Linked DNA regions of Mus musculus: region 1 is linked to region 2. The links are chromatin contacts, found by Hi-C or POLR2A ChIA-PET in ENCODE. All regions are on one chromosome and are shown on one strand. Each heading gives the region's core, a stretch centred on a gene start or an enhancer-like site at or near the end of the contact. The rest is flanking DNA. Distances are from core to core; before and after follow the strand shown.

What was found. Hi-C counts contacts between places; a loop is a spot of excess contacts on that map. ChIA-PET counts read pairs that join two places held with the same protein, here RNA polymerase II (POLR2A).
Region 1: a map of heart shows a loop between it and region 2 (5-fold over the local background). The contact joins the promoter of Nubp2 here to the promoter of Hagh in region 2. A Hi-C loop is called at or near these places in 14 of 37 maps with a recorded cell type or tissue (CH12.LX, Patski, T-helper 1 cell and 7 more). POLR2A ChIA-PET finds 5 or more read pairs at or near these places in 4 of 5 experiments (Patski and embryonic stem cell).

Annotation. Positions count from the first base shown.
Region 1 is chr17:24,884,024-24,887,924 of GRCm38, reverse strand. It overlaps Nubp2 (nucleotide binding protein 2), which reads left to right and starts at 1,575. Exons shown (of 7, transcript NM_011956.3): 1 at 1,575-1,646; 2 at 2,088-2,206; 3 at 2,308-2,506; 4 at 3,370-3,524; 5 at 3,690-3,800. The coding sequence starts at 1,619. It overlaps Spsb3 (splA/ryanodine receptor domain and SOCS box containing 3), which reads right to left and starts at 1,251. Exons shown (of 7, transcript NM_001163751.1): 1 at 1,165-1,251; 2 at 8-145. The coding sequence starts at 1,245.
Region 2 is chr17:24,848,681-24,852,836 of GRCm38, reverse strand. It overlaps Hagh (hydroxyacyl glutathione hydrolase), which reads right to left and starts at 2,347. Exons shown (of 9, transcript NM_024284.2): 1 at 2,169-2,347; 2 at 1-106. The coding sequence starts at 2,244. It overlaps Fahd1 (fumarylacetoacetate hydrolase domain containing 1), which reads left to right and starts at 2,535. Exons shown (of 1, transcript NM_023480.3): 1 at 2,535-3,941. The coding sequence starts at 2,736. The coding sequence ends at 3,419.

The sequences.
Region 1 (3,901 bases), core at 326-2,825, 36 kb before region 2:
GACCTACCTGCCCATCAGAGTCATAGCCCCAGTTAGAGCTGCCTGCCAGAGCCACAGCCCGGGCATCTGTATCTCGGCGGGCTGCGCTCAGGACGAAATGCCATGCCCTGCTACTCCGTGTACGCCGGGCCATAGTGGAGAGAACCTGGAAAAAAATAACTGTAACTTTAAAGACATGTAATGTATCAATGTCCAAACAAGGCCCAAATCTACACCCCACAACTCTGCCCCCTGCCACTTCTACCTGGCAGCCTAAGCCATGGATCCACCAAAGGCTGGGGACTCCAAGCCCTCAACACTGAGCTCTGAGCTCCAGAAACTCCCACAAGCTCGTACCTGGCTCGAGTATCTGAGCACCTCAATCAAGCCCAGGGCGATGGTGTGAAACACAACCCAGACACCCATGACTTTGGATGTGTCCCAGCCCATCTCTGCATTCTGTTCAGGAGCTGTTGCCCCTCAGGCATTTGACACTTAACTTGCTCCTCCTCCGCGGTCCACTTTGGCAAATGGCATCCACAGCATCCAGTTCCTCATGCCAGAAACACCGCTGTCATCCACTCCTGACACCCCTCCTTGCCATTGGAGACCCCCACCGCTTCCTGCACCACACAACTCCCTCTCACCCATCCGGCTCTGCACACTACAAACTCAGTCTTTGATACAACCTTAAACTCACTGGCTTGACATCGTTCTTGGGACAAAATGAAAGGCTTTGAGAGGTCCGGATCTCCTCTCCCGAGTGGACTGTCTTTGTCTAATAGTCGACTCTGTCCTAGCTGCCTCCTGTCCCCCTGTAGACCCACTGTACTACCCTACCTCGCCCCGGCCATCCACAAAGAAGCCGGGCGGGGCCGCGCACAGCACTCCACAGCAGTTGGGTTGGCTGAGCGCCGTATAAGAACACACAGTAGGAACCCAATGAATGAACCAGAGATGTCCCTGGACGTAGCCACGCTCGGCCTCCGCGGGGCTGAAGGTTGCTTCCCTCGCCAAAGGCTCGCGGATCTCGCCACAGCGATGCCGTCCCTGACGCCTGACTCCGAGGCCCCCGCCCAGACTCCCGAGCGCCACCGCCAGGGAACAACGGGTGGCCGGCTTGACCGCCTGCAAGGTCAACCCGCCGGCCGCCGGGCCTGACCGGGCTGGGCCGGCGCGGCTCACCTGCGGCCAAAAAGCTCCCCCGGCGCTGACCCACTTTCCGTTCCGGCCGCGACGCAAACAATCCCCGCCCCCGCCCTGCATTGGCCCGGCAGCCGAAGGCGGGCTCTATGGCAGCTTCGCGCGGGGGCGGGTCTCGCGAGACAGGACTGCTGTCAAGAGGCTTGCACAAACTGTCAATCCTGAACCAAAGTTTCTATTGGCCCTCGCTAGAGCGGTCAAAAAAAAAAAAAACTTTCGCATGACCATTGGACAAATATAAGGAAGTGTGTCCGTGCCCGTGGCGTCATCATCAGTTGCCAGGATCGGGACCTCCTTGGGTGATCTGATTGGCTGGACGGTGAATGACTAACCTCTCAAAATGAGTAAGGGGCGGGCTCTTGTCACCATTGGTTCAAAGGCTGCGAAAGTTTGGAGAGGAAGCGGAAGAGAGCCGCGAAAAGCAACTAGTAGCGGAATGGAGGCTGCTGCCGGTGAGCGTGCAGGTCGGTCAAACGCGAGGGGTTGGGAAAGTCTGAAGGCGAACCGCGTGCAGGCCCACGCCAAAGCATCCCATGTCCCCTTGTTTACTGAGCTAGCCGAGTGTCGCGATGCACACATCGGCGGTTATATCTGCTCTAAGACCTCAGCCTCACGCCTTTCCGAGAATTGGGGGCCCTGCTTCCCTAGAACTGGAAGTCTCTAGTGTGGAGTCTGCGTTTGTGCGCGGGTGTCGCTTAGCTGTGATCATCTACTCTGTTAGTTTCCTCTGTGTCTGTTAAAATTAGCTGGCAGTTTGAAGTGAGCGTTCACGTGTGCACGTGCCTTCAGTTGCTCCACTTCAGACAGAAGTGAGGCTGAGACAGGTCTGGGGCTTCTAGAAGACCTACCCGCGTGCCTTTGTCTTTGTCGCTCTCTCAGACACCCCAACTCCTGTTTCTCACCAGAACCCGGGAACCTGGCCGGGGTGCGACACATCATCCTTGTTCTTTCTGGAAAGGGTGGCGTTGGGAAAAGCACCATCTCCACGGAGTTGGCCCTGGCTCTGCGCCACCAGGGCAAGAAGGTGAGGCCTGGACCAGGGTTGACACCTGTTTCATTGTTGTCCCTAGCTCCCAACAGGCTTGGCAGACTTCTTTCCACCCCTCAGCATCCTCCTCCTTGCAGGTGGGAATCCTAGATGTGGACCTGTGCGGTCCCAGCATACCACACATGCTCCGTGCACAAGGCAAGGCCGTGCACCAGTGTGACAATGGCTGGGTGCCTGTCTTTGTGGATCAGGAGCAGAGCATCTCCCTTATGTCTGTGGGGTTCCTGCTGGAAAACCCTGATGAGGCCGTGGTGTGGAGAGGTCCCAAGAAACATGGTAAGAACTTAGTGAGAAGCAGTGCTTCCTCCCTTCCTCCAACTCCTCAGTGCCTCTTTACTGAGGCCGCTTTCCCCCATCTCGTGCCTACTGCCATTGGATAAAGCCAGAAGCTGGCCCTGGCCTGTATTGGAGTCTCTTTCCCATTGGAACGCTTCTACTGCGCATAGATGTCCACCCTTCAGGGTATATATACCTCTGGGTTTCTCCCAGCCTCTGGATGGAGAATATGACATGAGACCAAGATCAAGGGAGAAGCTGTGCTCTGCATTTGTTGTGAAGCCATCAGGCACTCCTTAGATAGGAAGGGATCTCCCTTCTGAGAACCCTCCCTACGGGCCCTCACTCAAGCCAAGGGTCTAAGGCCGCACAGTGTGCAGTGGATCCCAGTGCTGAGCTTTAAGCGGGTAACATTGAACCATCCTAGCTGCCATGAGAGACTGCCTGGGAAGAATAACACACTTAGATTTAATGGCTAGCTGTCCTGGATGTGCTGTCAAGGTGCTCGAGCCAGGGCATTTTCTCTGGGCTTGAGGGCACAGATGCCCTTAGAGTCTAGGTTGCATCCTCACCTGGGGCCTCAATGGGAGTTGGCTACACCCCGCCACGTGGAGTGTGCAGACAGTTGAGTGCTAGCAGGTGGTAAGGCTGCTGGAAAGCAAGGCGAGCTTGTGGGACCCCAGAAGCTCTGCCATGTTATCTCGAAGATCAGCGGGCCCTGGCTGCCGTGTGTGGCACATGTCCCCAGGGTTCCCTGGGAGCTGCCCAGAAGCAACTGATGGAGATCCTGGGCTGGACAAGATGGGCCTTTCCTTTCCTAACCCTTTCTCAGGGATTACTGCTGGGCTTTGGGGTCTTTGCAGCACTGATAAAGCAGTTTGTGTCTGACGTGGCCTGGGGGCAGCTGGATTATCTGGTTGTGGACACACCTCCAGGGACCTCTGATGAGCACATGGCCACTATGGAAGCCCTGCGCCCCTACAGGCCCCTTGGGGCTCTTGTAGTCACCACACCACAGGTACTACTGGCAACTCTTCCAACCCTACCTGGGCATGGGTGTCTGTGTCTGTCTGTGTATCTGTCTATCCACCCTGGTTGAGCTTGGAATGGACTGTAGTGGGCCATGTTCTCTGCTTGATTCTTGCCTCATCTGTGGCTGACTGGCCCCTCCTCTGATCCACAGGCGGTGTCTATTGGGGATGTGAGGCGGGAGCTGACCTTCTGTAAGAAGACTGGGCTGCAGGTGATAGGGGTCATAGAGAACATGAGCGGCTTCACCTGCCCACACTGCGCTGTGAGTCTTAGAAGATGGGTGGGCATCTTTCAAGGTCTGAGGGAGGACAAGACAGGTCAGGTAGTCAGGGACTTTGAGAAAGTAGGTCTCTTGTCCACAGG
Region 2 (4,156 bases), core at 1,098-3,597:
TTGTCAGTCAGGGCAGGCAGTAGTTCAACCTTCATTATGTCTTGCTGCACAGTCAGATTCTTCCTGAAGTCTGAGTGACACAGAGATAGTCCCAGCAGGGCCTGACCTGAAGAAACACACAGAAGGAACCTCAGACACCTCACCAAGATTTCAGAACGGCCAGACCCCTCATACCCGATGGCTCAACAGCTGGCTTTCTGAAGTTCCGGCGAGGGAATATCCTTTCACTACATCCTTCAGGAAAGCAGAGACCACGTAAGTCAGCCTCTCCCAGGTACAGAATTGTTATTTTGGGGTTTTTTGGGGGGGTACTTTTTAGGTTTGGGGCTTGATTGATTGATTTTTTTAGGTTTGTTTATTTATTTTTATGTATATAAGTACACTGTAGCTGTCTTCAGACACACCAGAAGAGTGCCCTTTATCCCATTACTGATGGTTGTGAGCCACCTTGTGGTTGCTGGGAATCGAACTCAGGACCTCTGGAAGAGCAGTCAGTGCTCTCAGCCGCTGAGCCATCTCTCCAGCCTGATTGGTTGATTTTTTTTTAATAGATCTTGCTCTGTATCCCTTTCTAGACCAAAATCACTGTGTAGTCCAGGCTGGCTTTCAAGTCAGGACTCCTTCTGTCTCCATCTCTTTCTTTCTTTTCTTTTTCTTTTTCTTTTTTTCTTTTTTTTTTTTTTTTTTTTTTTTTTTGGCAGGGGAAGGGACAGAACCCCAGGGGCTCCTACTCGCAACTCGAAAGATCTACACCTCACCCTAGACTTGAGAGCTTGGTATTTCTTCTTAAGAGTTCATACAGGCTGTGTTACCTGCCTGTGGTGTGACTCAGGCCTAAAGATGGCAGGACAAGGCACCAGAGCATGGCCGCTCACTCTCCAGTCATGGCGTCTGCACTAATGGACTTAAATCCTCTAAGCTTTCAGCCCTTCTCAGGCCTCCAGCCCAAGGAGAGAACAGTATTTTCTCAGCTATGGCCAGCATAATGGAAAACACACAGTGCAAGCTCCTGAAAAGAAGAAACTGCTGCTTGGGACTCAAGCATGAGGGGCAGAGAACTTATCACCGAAGGATTGTCTTGGAGTGGGCCAAGGAGGCAGCAAATGACCAAGGGACTCCACTGTACTTTTGTCTGAATTTGTGGTGCTGGGGCTTTAAGCATTCTAGGGAAGTGCTCTGTCACAACCCTGCTCCCCATTTCTCCTTTTTTGGCACAACAGCTGGGCACTTTCCAGACCCCTTCTCATGTTCAGCAAAATAAGCATTTCTATAAGATCAGGTTTCTGTAATATTTGAATTCCCCTAAGCCCTAGCACTATCCACGCCGATGGACAGCGGAGGGTGAGAAACAGGTGAATACGAGCCCTTTTATGTACTTCCTGGTAAAACACAACAAACCTGCATGGATAAAGATCATGTTATTACCAGTGCTCAACCCACTCTAGTCGGAAGAGAGCCTGACTGCTCTGAAGAAGATGCGATCACTCCTATGGAAGGAATTCATCGCTCCCAGCTCCTTAGTTTGCAACTAGGGACATTCTGTTTGAATTGAGGTCAAATCCACAGACACGTTTTATATTGCTCAAACGTCAAAAAACGTTTCAGAGTTGCCTCTTCTCACCAGGAGGGCTTCTGCGGCACCAAAAGCTGAGCGGCTGCTCAGTAGTTATTGTACCTAGCTCTTAAATCGCCTAGCTCTTAAACAGCCTTCAGCAGCGACACTAAGGGGTATCCCTTAAATGGAGACCCATACTTCTGTTCTCAACGAGCGGACTTCTTAATAAAGATGGTTCATAGACTTTCAATCACGATTGTTCCAAAGTTCCCGGCTAGCTGAATTCAGGCTGGCCAGCTCCGGGGCTTTGGCAACCCACTGTCGCCACATCAGACGTTAAGAGGAAAAGCCGACTTAAAAACTAAAGTCGCAACCCCAAAACTGGAGTCGGACTCTGGCCAGGAGGGAGCAGGTGCCAGCCCTCTGCCTCGATCCCGGGCCACGAACCCCTCCAGCGCCAGATGCCTATTCCAAGGCCCTCAACACGCCCGGCCCCGCTTCTCGCCCGCCCGGCGGCGCTCAGCACCTGCGCCTGGAAACAGCAAGGGCTCGCCCAACCGACGTCCGGCCTCCAGCACCCGGCCGCGCCGCGTCAGTACCTAGACACACTTACCCAGACCACGGCGCGCGCAGGTGGCTCCCAGCGCTGACAGGCTCCGGAGACACAGCGACCCGCGACCCAGCACCATGACCCACGGGGTGCACAGCCGGGTCGCGGAGTCCGCAACACCAGCGTCGTGGGCATCAACACTGGCGTTGGCGACTGCAACCAATCAGTGTCGTCCTCCTACTGCTCCCAACCAACCAACTCCTGCTCTTTACCAAAATGCCACGCCCTCAATCCATCAGTGACCGCCCATAGAGTTCACAGCCAACCAGTGCCTGTCTCGCACCGCCGCGCCGCCCCTAGCCAATCAGTAGTAGCTCCTGCCCCCCCCCCCCAAAATGTTCCCTAGCTGCCCTAGCAGCCTTGGCCTGTAGACTCGGTCTGCAAGTGGGTGTTGGAGGAGGCTGAGCGTGAGCCTCCTCGTCTCTCTGGGGCAGTCGCCTGCACGCAGAGACCTTTCGCTGACCTCAGCGTCCCGCTGCTGCGCAAGGAAGGGCGGGGCCGCTCCGACCTGGACAGCGTCCGAAGCCAGTCCTCTGGAGGCCGCCGTAGTCCGGGGGAGTCGGTGGTCACATGACCCAAAGCTGTACTATGGCTTCCACCAAACCGCTGTCTCGTTTCTGGGAGTGGGGCAAGAATATCGTCTGCGTGGGGAGGAACTATGCAGATCACGTCAAAGAGATGCGCAGCACCGTGCTGAGTGAGCCTGTGCTTTTCCTGAAGCCGTCCACCGCGTACGCTCCCGAGGGCTCACCGGTGTTAATGCCCGCTTACTGCCGCAACCTCCACCACGAGGTGGAGTTGGGAGTGCTTCTGGGCAAGCGTGGTGAAGCGATCCCGGAGGCTGCAGCCATGGACTACGTGGCCGGCTATGCCCTGTGCCTGGACATGACTGCCAGAGATGTGCAGGAGGAGTGCAAGAAGAAGGGGCTGCCGTGGACCCTGGCTAAGAGCTTTACGTCCTCCTGCCCGGTCAGTGCCTTCGTGCCCAAGGAGAAGATTCCTGACCCTCATGCCCTAAGACTGTGGCTCAAGGTCAACGGAGAGCTCAGGCAGGAGGGCAAAACATCATCTATGATCTTTTCCATCCCCTACATCATCAGCTATGTTTCTAAGATAATAACCTTGGAAGAAGGAGATCTTATCTTGACCGGGACTCCAAAGGGAGTTGGGCCAATTAAAGAAAACGATGAGATCGAGGCCGGCATAGATGGGGTGGTTAGTATGAGGTTCAAGGTGAAAAGATCAGAATACTGAGAGTAGAGTGCCAAAGGGGAAGGGAGACAGAAGCAAGGGAAATAAATGACACTAATAATGAAAATCTAAAAATTATGCTAGACATGTCAAAAAAGATGAATCCTTAAAAAATAACGTGATCTAAAAGACCTGGGACTGAAATAGAAACAGGAACAACGAAGCTAAAGGATATAGAATGCTTCCCAAGAGGGCAATGTTAAACTAAACTTTGAGAAGTTGTAGTTTTCTTTTCTAAAACTGAACTGAATAGACTTTTCAATAAATCATTCTGAAGTCTATACCTCCAGACTTAAAAGTGCAAAGGAAGTAACTCATTAATGCTGTTGGCCTTTAGGAAAGCTGTTTGTACAGAGCACTCCAGTTGATTTTTACTTGGGAAAGTCCTCCACCTCAAAGCCAGATAAGAATTTTGTTAAGTGAGCTCTTGCTGCAGCCCTGCCTTGTTTACTTTGGGTGTGGCTTCTGAGTTTGGAAGATAATTTTGAAATTGTTTTCCAAATAAAGACCATTTCTGTGTGACTGAAAAGAGCACTTTCTTTTCCCAGGGTGGGGAGCACTTCTTCCTCTGGGACTTAGGACCTTGGCCTTTGGTTTCCTGAGCACTGTGCCTCTTTAACTTATTAACCACATAAACCAATACTTCCACCTCAAAGACACAGGCCCTAGGGAACTGACAAGCCTGGAGATGCTGTGTGTGTTCATGCTTGCACCCCTCCCTGATAAAATGCCTGTCAGGA